Linked DNA regions of Homo sapiens: region 2 is linked to region 1. A link is a loop called in an ENCODE intact Hi-C map of the cell type or tissue named here. Cell type or tissue: PC-9. All regions are shown on one strand. Each heading gives the region's core, and the rest is flanking DNA. Links, peaks and the distances in the headings are about the cores only. Region 1 overlaps SULF2 (sulfatase 2). Region 2 overlaps ARFGEF2 (ARF guanine nucleotide exchange factor 2).

Region 1 (4,386 bases), core at 186-4,185:
GAGGTGGACGGCAGGGTGTACCACGTAGGCCTGGGTGATGCCGCCCAGCCCCGAAACCTCACCAAGCGGCACTGGCCAGGGGCCCCTGAGGACCAAGATGACAAGGATGGTGGGGACTTCAGTGGCACTGGAGGCCTTCCCGACTACTCAGCCGCCAACCCCATTAAAGTGACACATCGGTGAGTGTCCAGGTGGAAGTCGAGGGTGAAGGGGACAGGACAGACCTCGGCAAAGGGCTTCCCACACCTCTTGGGCCCCTGAGGACCAAGATGACAAGGATGGTGGGGACTTCAGTGGCACTGGAGGCCTTCCCGACTATTCAGCCGCCAACCCCATTAAAGTGACACATCGGTGAGTGTCCAGGTGGAAGTCGAGGGTGAAGGGGACAGGACAGACCTCGGCAAGGGCTTCCCACACCTCTTGGGCACCTGGGCTGCTCCCCCTCCACCACCTCCGAGCCACACGTGATCCCTTCTCTCAAGCAGGTGCTACATCCTAGAGAACGACACAGTCCAGTGTGACCTGGACCTGTACAAGTCCCTGCAGGCCTGGAAAGACCACAAGCTGCACATCGACCACGAGGTGAGTGGAGAGCGGGAGAGGAGCATGCTCTCGGCCACCACGGGCCTGGCAGGACCCCCGGTTCACAGTGGGAGGGCAGTGAGGCCAGACCCAGGGAAGAGGCTGGAGAGGTGAAGTGAGGTCCCCACAGATTCCTCAACGCGGGGATAGGTGTCAGTCCCAGCATGAGACAGATAGCTTCCTGCCCAGGCCGTCTGAGGGACGATGGCTTAGCCACGTTGTCCCCCTTTTGACTTACAAGAAGTCTACGCTACAGGAGGCCTTTCATCAAACCCAGGGGAGACACTGGAGGCCTCAGTGGGCTCAGCGGGTTCCTGCGCAGGCCAGGCCGGAAAAATGACTCGGTTCCCTTGCAAGGGCTGGCTGGAGGAGAAGGCGGGCTTCCTTCAGGCAGAACAAGTACCTCCTCCCCACCCAGACATGCCGGTGCTTGCCCTGGGGCCCGGGGAGTGCAGGCTGCCGCTGCTGAGCACAGACACGGCAGCGTGGGGGCAGTCACCAGGCCAAGTCTTTGTTGTCCAGCCTTGAAGGTTTCAAGGCCTCCTCTTCTGCCCCTCCCTCAGATTGAAACCCTGCAGAACAAAATTAAGAACCTGAGGGAAGTCCGAGGTCACCTGAAGAAAAAGCGGCCAGAAGAATGTGACTGTCACAAAATCAGGTGAGGCAGTAGCAAAGGGACCTCCCTAAGACCCCACTCTCCTACAGGACAGTTCAGTTCATCCCCTCTCGTGATTGACCCCTTTCATTTTTTATTTTTATCTTTATCTTCTCCCCTCATGGCATTAAAAAAATCCGTAATTTACCTCCCTGTTGTCAGCCAGTGTGGCACACGGACCTGCTCCTCAGCCAGGCTGGCGCCCAGATTCCAGTACTGCTAGCAAGAGACCCGTGCTGGCTGCGCAGAGCCGGCTCCAGGCCGGAAAAGTGCCTCTGCCGATTGCCCTTTCAGAAATCCCCCATGTGGTTTGAGGTCCATGTTCCCGGCTTAGGGGTCCCCTGGCCCAAAGGACTGAACTCTAGAACAGCTCTAATAGAACATTCTGTGCTGACGGAAATGGGCTATATCTGCACTACACCACACGTGGCTGGTGCATACTTAAAATTTTGGCTAGTGTCACTAAGGAGCCAAATTTTTTATTTTGCTTAATTCAAATTGAAGTAGCCACCTGTGGCCAGTGGCTACCATACTGGACAGCACAGCTGTAGAAGCCCTGCTGTCTTTCCAGAAAGTGTTGCAAAACACAGGCTTCCCTGTGTTGACCCCGACCAAGTGTGAGTAGGCAGGGTGGTGAGGGAACCAACCTCAAGATGCTGAGGCTTTGACATGTAAAATTAACCATCAAAAAAGAAAGGAAAAAGGATGCTGAGGCTGATGCACCTAAAGCCAGGCCCAGCTTCTAGTCGTGGCTAAATTACAATTAACCCAACCTGCTAAAGTCTAGCAAAAGTCCAGGCAGAGTCCTGGCTCATGCTTGGAGAAAGAAGCCACTCAGGCAGGCACCTGCTGCCCTGAGGATAGGGTCATGCCCTACCCACCACCACCCCAGAAGGAGGGACAGGGGTGGGGCAGCAGCAACACATGGGAGTCCCAGAAATCACAGCTTGCACCTGCCAGCGGAGCCCTCTGAGCCACTCCTGAAGCCTGGGGCTGGGGGGGTCTGTTACAGCTACCACACCCAGCACAAAGGCCGCCTCAAGCACAGAGGCTCCAGTCTGCATCCTTTCAGGTAAGAGCAGCTTGAGGTCCTGGGGAAGAGATGCAGAGGCCTGCATGAGGAGGTGGCCCTCCCTTAAGCTAAAACTCAGAAGAAAAGGAAAGAAGTCCAGGCCCTTCCCTGGGAAGTCCACGGTAGCCCTCGAAGAGGCCTTACTTCCCAATCAACACTGAGCGGGCCTCCGACGCCCCCTTGTGGCTAAATGGGGTTACCGCAACTCCACCAAGCAGGGCAGGACACAGGAAGGAGGGGAAAGGGGTGTCAACAGGAGTCCCAGTAGCTGCCTGGTTCTGTCCCCAGCTTGTGCCCCCTTGGGAGTTAAAGTAGAATGACAAGACCCAGGTTCTGGTCCCGGCTCTGCCTTGGAGCAGCACTGGGACTTGGGACCCTGAATTGCTATGCCCATGGCTCTCTGTTGGAGAAGCCTCAGCGAAGCCCTTAGGTGGACAGGAAGAGCAGAGACATGGGGTCACTGATCCCTCAGAGGCCCAAGGTGTGTGTGGCCCTCTGCGCCCATAGGAAGGGCCTGCAAGAGAAGGACAAGGTGTGGCTGTTGCGGGAGCAGAAGCGCAAGAAGAAACTCCGCAAGCTGCTCAAGCGCCTGCAGAACAACGACACGTGCAGCATGCCAGGCCTCACGTGCTTCACCCACGACAACCAGCACTGGCAGACGGCGCCTTTCTGGACACGTGAGCAAGCCCAGGGCAGGGGTGGACAGGCTGAGGCCCAGGGGTTCAAGAAACTTCTCCACTTAGTGACCCAGACCTCTCTCAGAAAGGGGGTCCCCAACACCAGGGGTCCACGGTGCTCGGGACAGCCTCTTGGCATTTGACGAACTGGTTTTAGGGGCTGTCCCTGACAGGAATCACTGTTGGCAGATGGGGCCTCCTCCCGCAGGCACTCAGGACATGCTCTCTCTTCCTTGGCAGTGGGGCCTTTCTGTGCCTGCACCAGCGCCAACAATAACACGTACTGGTGCATGAGGACCATCAATGAGACTCACAATTTCCTCTTCTGTGAATTTGCAACTGGCTTCCTAGAGTACTTTGATCTCAACACAGACCCCTACCAGGTACAGGCAACCCGAGCTAGAGGGATGGGGGTGTGGGGTACACCAGTGCTGCCAGGTAGGCCCCCCCCAACCTCAGGGAAGTGATGACAAATTGTCCAAGTCCCACTGAGTCCCTGAGCCGGTGGGAGTAAGTTGTGAAGCTGCTGAGATTGGGGGTTCTGTGTTCAATCAGCCTTTTTTGCCTCCATCACCCTGCTTTTTGCCTCCATCACCCTGCGTGTGTAATATATATGGCTTCTTCCCTCTAACTTAACATGCAGCATGCAACCAGGTTTTGCCGGAACTTGTGAAGACTCCTAACACTGTCAGGCTGTAGGATCAAGCCAAATATCACCCACTGCAGGGCCTACACGGACCGCGCAGCTAATATAACAGTAACACACTGCACCAAGCACTCTGCTAAGTGCTTCCGTACAGTAAGCCATCTAAACACACATGCGACTGAAGTGGCCCAGGACCACACAAGACCAAAAGGAGCAGTGGCATGTCTGGTCATCGGAACATGTGGGCCCTTGTACAGGGACAGTCACTACTGAGCTCCAGCACTAGAGCTTTCCTGTACTGTGGCCTTGGTATTGCCCAGGCTTTGACCTTTCAAGAAAAGCCTGAAATAATTTAAATGAAATCTGATGTTTAAATGTCAGCAGCACAAATGCTTTAATTACTATATAGGTGTGCAGTCTTTCTCCTTAGATAGGTTCACCCTCATACTTTACCAAAGGGGTAGGTTAAGTCCCTCACCGGTAGCTCCCAGACTACACAAGAACCCAGGCCACTTACCCGTCCTTTCATCAAATGGCTGCTTTGCAATCAGGAGGAGCTGAGGGCCCCTGAATGAAGGCTGCTGATAAAACCAAGACTTGGAAGGCTTTCTTTCCAAGCTTGGGAAGTTTCCTGACCAGTGGCTGCAGAACTCCAACGTTAAATACACAGACGTGGTTTTTATTCTCCTGAGTTTTCACTCTCATGAAGAGTGAACCTGGTGGGACTTGAAGCCAAAAAGTCACCTAACTCTTC
Region 2 (4,386 bases), core at 71-4,070, 1.3 Mb before region 1:
CTGTGTGTGCCTCTGTACAGGGGAGCGAGAGATGGAATGGTGGCATGACACGTCATATGCCAGTCAAAAGAATGCACTAGATCCACATGGAGAGATATAGCTAGAGCCTGATAACGGTGTTGAATGTAAAAAGCTGCAGAGAAACTTGTACAAGTGATATCACTTATTGAAAAAAAAAGAGAGGAAAGAAAAGTATACACCTAAACAGGCAATTGGGTTTGGGGCTGGTGGCCCAAGGAACTTCATTTTATCTGTAAAGTTCTAAAAACCTTTTAACAGAGACTGTAGTCATGTACAACTTACATAATTAAAAATTGATTTTTCATTGTGCATTTAAAAAATCAAAAGTTTTCTGGAAATAAGAGCTAAAAGATAATGTTTATGGTATAAACAGGGCAGCTTAGATTAATGGTTTCCTACAGCCTTCACTGGGATGTAAAAAGAAAATGTTAGAATTTTATTTATATTTTTCCAATTGTCCTGTCAAAGTTGTATTTTTGTATGCTTTACAATATATGTAATTTATTTATTTATATATTTATTTTGAGATGGGGTCTCACTCTGTCACCCAGGCTGGAGTGCAGTGGCACGATCTCTGCTCATTGCAACCTCTGCCTCCCAGGCTCAAGTGATCCTCCCACCTCAGCCTCCTGAGTAGTTGGAACCACAGGCGCATGCCACTATGCCTGGCTAATTTTTTGTATTTTTAGTACAGGCACCCCATGTTGCCCAGGCTGGTCTTAAACTCCTGAGTTCAGGCAATCCACCTGCCTCGGCCTTCCAAAGTGCTGGGATTACAGGCGTGAGCTACTGCGCCTGGCCATATATATACTTTAATAACAGGAACATGTGTAAATAAAGAGGTTTTTGTAGAAATGAGGTCTCCCTATGTTGAGCTCAAACTCCTGGGCTCAAGCAATCCTTCCACCTTGGCCTCCCAAAGCACTGGGATTATAGGCGTGAACCATCATGCCCAACCCATAACTTTATTTTAATTTTTGGAGGCAGAGTCTCACTCTGTTGCCCAGGCTGGAGTGCAGTGACACAATCCTGGCTCACTGCAACCTCCATCTCCTGGGTTCAAGTGATTCTCCTGCCTCAGCCTCCCAAGTAGCTGGGATTATAGGCATGTGCTACCACACCCAGCTAATTTTTTGTATTTTTAGCAGAGATGGGGTCTCACCATGTTGCCCAAGCTGGTCTTGAACTCCTGAGCTCAGGCAATCTGCCCGTCTCGGCCTCCCAAAGTGCTGGGATTATAGGCATGAGCTACCGCACCTGGCCCTAACCTATAATTTTAAATTAAAGAAATATGAATATATTGGCAGGATATCCTCAAAAATGGTTTTATTATTCACTTGAGGCCAGGAGTTCGAGACCAGCCTGGGCAACAAAGTAAGACCCCGGTCTCTACAAAAAGTAAAAAAAATAACTAGCTGGGTGTGGCGGCACACACCTGTAGTCCCAGCTACTCGGGAGGCTGAGGTGGGAGGATTACATGAGTCCAGGAGTTTGAGGCTGCAGTGAGCTATGATCAAGCCACTGCACTCTAGTCTGGACAACAGAGTGAGACCCTGTCTCTAAAAAAAACCAAAAAAACTGGCTGGGCACAGTGGCTCACGCCTGTAATCCTAACACTTTAGGAAGCCAAGGTGGGCTTAAGCTCAGGAGTTCAGGACCAGCCTGGACAACATGGCAAAACCTTGCCTTTACAAAAAATAGAAAAATTAGCCCGTGGTCCCAGCTACTTGGGAGGCTGAGATGGGAGGATCACCTGAGCCTGGGGAAGTCGGGGTTTTCGGAAGCCTGATCACGCCACTGCACTCCAGCCTAGGTAACAGAATGAAAGGTGTTTCCTTTCTCTAAAAAATACCTATCTTTCTCTAAAAAAATAAAAAATAAAAATATATATATATATATATAAAATTGATATGTGACCAGAAAAACTTGGGGACTACTTAGTAGCTTAGACAAGACTGACCTTAACCCCCCTTACACTGAGCCCTGGCTGCGGGGAAGCGTGTAGCAGACCAAATGCTGGAGAAAGGGAAGACAGAATCTTTTTCACCTGGTAGAAGCAAGCCGCAGGGGAAGTCTCCAGGCTTCTCCCAGTGGAGAGGAAGCCTGAGCTAACTGTGCTTATGGCAAATCAATCCCAGAAGCACCTTTGCCACTCCTACTGCTGCGCCAAGCTCAAGGAATGGCAGGGCATAGCACTGATGTATCTGCAGCTGGTTTCAATTCTGCCCAAACCAAACTTTACCCCGATGCTGGCCTTCCATTTCTAAGACAGAGGTTACCTTGCCCACACTGGGAAAAGCCAGTCAAACAGGCTTGGCAAGGGCAGCCACCATGGGGAAGTACATTTTTTCCATTCAGTAGCCCAGGGAGCACCGAGCCACTTTCTCATGTCATAAAAAGGATGACTCATTTTGTATACTAAACAAAGAAATCCTAGTGTACCTATTACATCTCAGAGAATCTATTACATCTCAGAGAACTTCCATTCCTTTCTGTGTGTTTTTCCTTTTTTTAAAGAGACAGGGTCTTGCTTTGTCACTCAGGCTAGAGTTAGGTGTCACCATCACGGCTCACTGCAGCCTCAACCTCCTGGGCCCAAGCAATTCTCCTGCCTCTGCCTTCTGAGTAACTGGGACTAAAGGTGTGCACCACATGGCCCAGCTAACTTTTTATTTTTACTTTACTTTGTAGAGATGGGGTCTCAATATGTTGCCCAGGCTGTTCTCAAATACCTGGCCTCAAGTGATCCTCCTGCCTCAAAGTGCTGGGATTACAGGCGTGAGCCACTGCACCCAGCCAGAACTTCCATTCTAAAAAGAGAGATAACCATACCCCATAAGACTCAAGATTCACAGTGGGTTGAAACAAGGCAGGGTGTGTTTCCGTTTGAAATCATACTCAGATGCAAGGAGTTCCAGAAACAAACGATTTCTGTTACTAAACAGGCCAGAACCACATGGGTACAGTCAAGAGCAGGGGCCAGTTAAGAGCAGCAACCTTTTTCCATAAAGGAACACATACTAAATGTTTAGGCTCTGCGGGTCATTTGGTCTCCTTTACAGCTACTCCGCTAGGTCACAGTAGCAGGAAGGCAGCCACAGGTAATACATAAACGAATGGGCATAGCTGTTGCTACAGACTGAAAGTTTGTGTCCCCCTAAAATTTGTATGTTGAAGCCTTAAGCCTGCAATGTGATGGTATTAGGAGGCTGGGCCTTTGAGAAATAATCAGGCTTAGATGCAGTCATGAGGGTAGGTCCCTCATGACAGGATTAGTGTCCTCTAAGAAGAAACCAGAAACCTAGCTCTCTCTCCATGACACGTGAGAACACAGCTGTCTGCAGCCAGAAGGAGTGTACCCTCACCAGGAACCAAATCAGCCAGTACCTTGATCTTATACTGCCTAGCTTTCAAAACTGTAAGAAATAAATGCCTGTTGTTGAAGACATCCAGTCTATGATATTCTGTTACACCAACCCAAGCAGACTAAGACAGCTGTGTTCCAATAAAACTTTATTTGCAAAAGCAGACAGTAGGCCAGATTTGGCTCATGGGCCAAAGCTGATGACCCCTGGTTAAGAACACAGACACAGAGTCAAGAAGTCCTAGAAACCCACTGGGTGCAGTGGCTCATGTTTGTAATCCCCAAACTTTGGGAGGCCTAGGCGGGAGGATCACTTGAGCTTAGGAGTTCTAGACCAGCCTGGGCAACTTGGTGAAACCCTGTCTCTACAAAAAATATAAAAATAAAATTATCTGGGTGTGGTTGTGCAAGCCTGTGGTCCCAGCTACTTGAGAGGCTGAGGTGGGAGAATCACTTGAGCCCGGGGAGAATCACTTGACTTTGCAGTGAGCCACGATCGCGCCACTGCACTGCAGCCTACCTTGGACTAGGCTGGTCACTTCATTCCCTAAGCCTTGGTTTCCTTGATTCTAAAATGAGGACAAGAGTAAGTACCTCAGAGGGCTGTCGAGGGGACTACACACGGTACGGTGAATGAAGCACACAGGGCCCACTACAGGCTAAGAGCTCAATGCATGTCAGCCACTGTTCTTAGAACGTCAATTACATTATCAGCACTCCCTTCAAAAGAAAACCTTAACATGCGGAGAGAACAACTAAAATTCAAATTCTGCCAAATCTCCTCAGAACACGTTCACAGCAAAAAATATTTTAGGATAGAAGTAGGACTGAAGCCTGCCATTTAACAATTCTTGGCTCACTGTATGTCTCACATAGGACAATCTGTACAGAATTACACTGAATAACAAAATGGCTTTGCATTTGGAAGAGTTGTTTCCGTGAAGAAACTCTCATCAATTCTCAAGTACATGTAACAAAGAAGAGAGATTAATAGAGTAAAT

The links. A loop is a pair of places that touch in the nucleus more often than their neighbours do. Peaks named below come from ENCODE experiments on the same cell type or tissue, not always from the same donor. Only the 100,000 strongest peaks of a DNase experiment are listed, where the experiment ranks them.
Region 2: a loop joins it to region 1, with 10 times the contacts of the local background. A loop is called at or near these places in 1 of 110 quality-filtered maps.

What each region holds. Positions count from the first base shown.
Region 1 is chr20:47,662,053-47,666,438 of GRCh38, reverse strand. It overlaps SULF2 (sulfatase 2), which reads left to right. Exons shown (of 21, transcript NM_001387048.1): 12 at 1-179; 13 at 486-582; 14 at 1,146-1,240; 15 at 2,250-2,309; 16 at 2,817-2,986; 17 at 3,227-3,369. Among named protein-coding and RNA genes, the nearest start is that of SULF2, 120 kb to the left of the region's middle. RefSeq lists enhancers at 1-634, 635-1,620, 2,154-2,203, 2,234-2,373, 3,184-3,233. In PC-9, for the core only: CTCF peaks have their summits at 2,292 and 2,494 (motif pointing left); a DNase peak (open chromatin) is centred at 2,478; H3K27ac peaks cover 1,355 bases.
Region 2 is chr20:48,944,015-48,948,400 of GRCh38, reverse strand. The region is part of intron 3 of ARFGEF2 (ARF guanine nucleotide exchange factor 2); the gene reads right to left. Among named protein-coding and RNA genes, the nearest start is that of ARFGEF2, 24 kb to the right of the region's middle. In PC-9, for the core only: no CTCF peak of the experiment used is centred there; a DNase peak (open chromatin) is centred at 2,350; H3K4me3 peaks cover 1,351 bases; H3K27ac peaks cover 3,440 bases.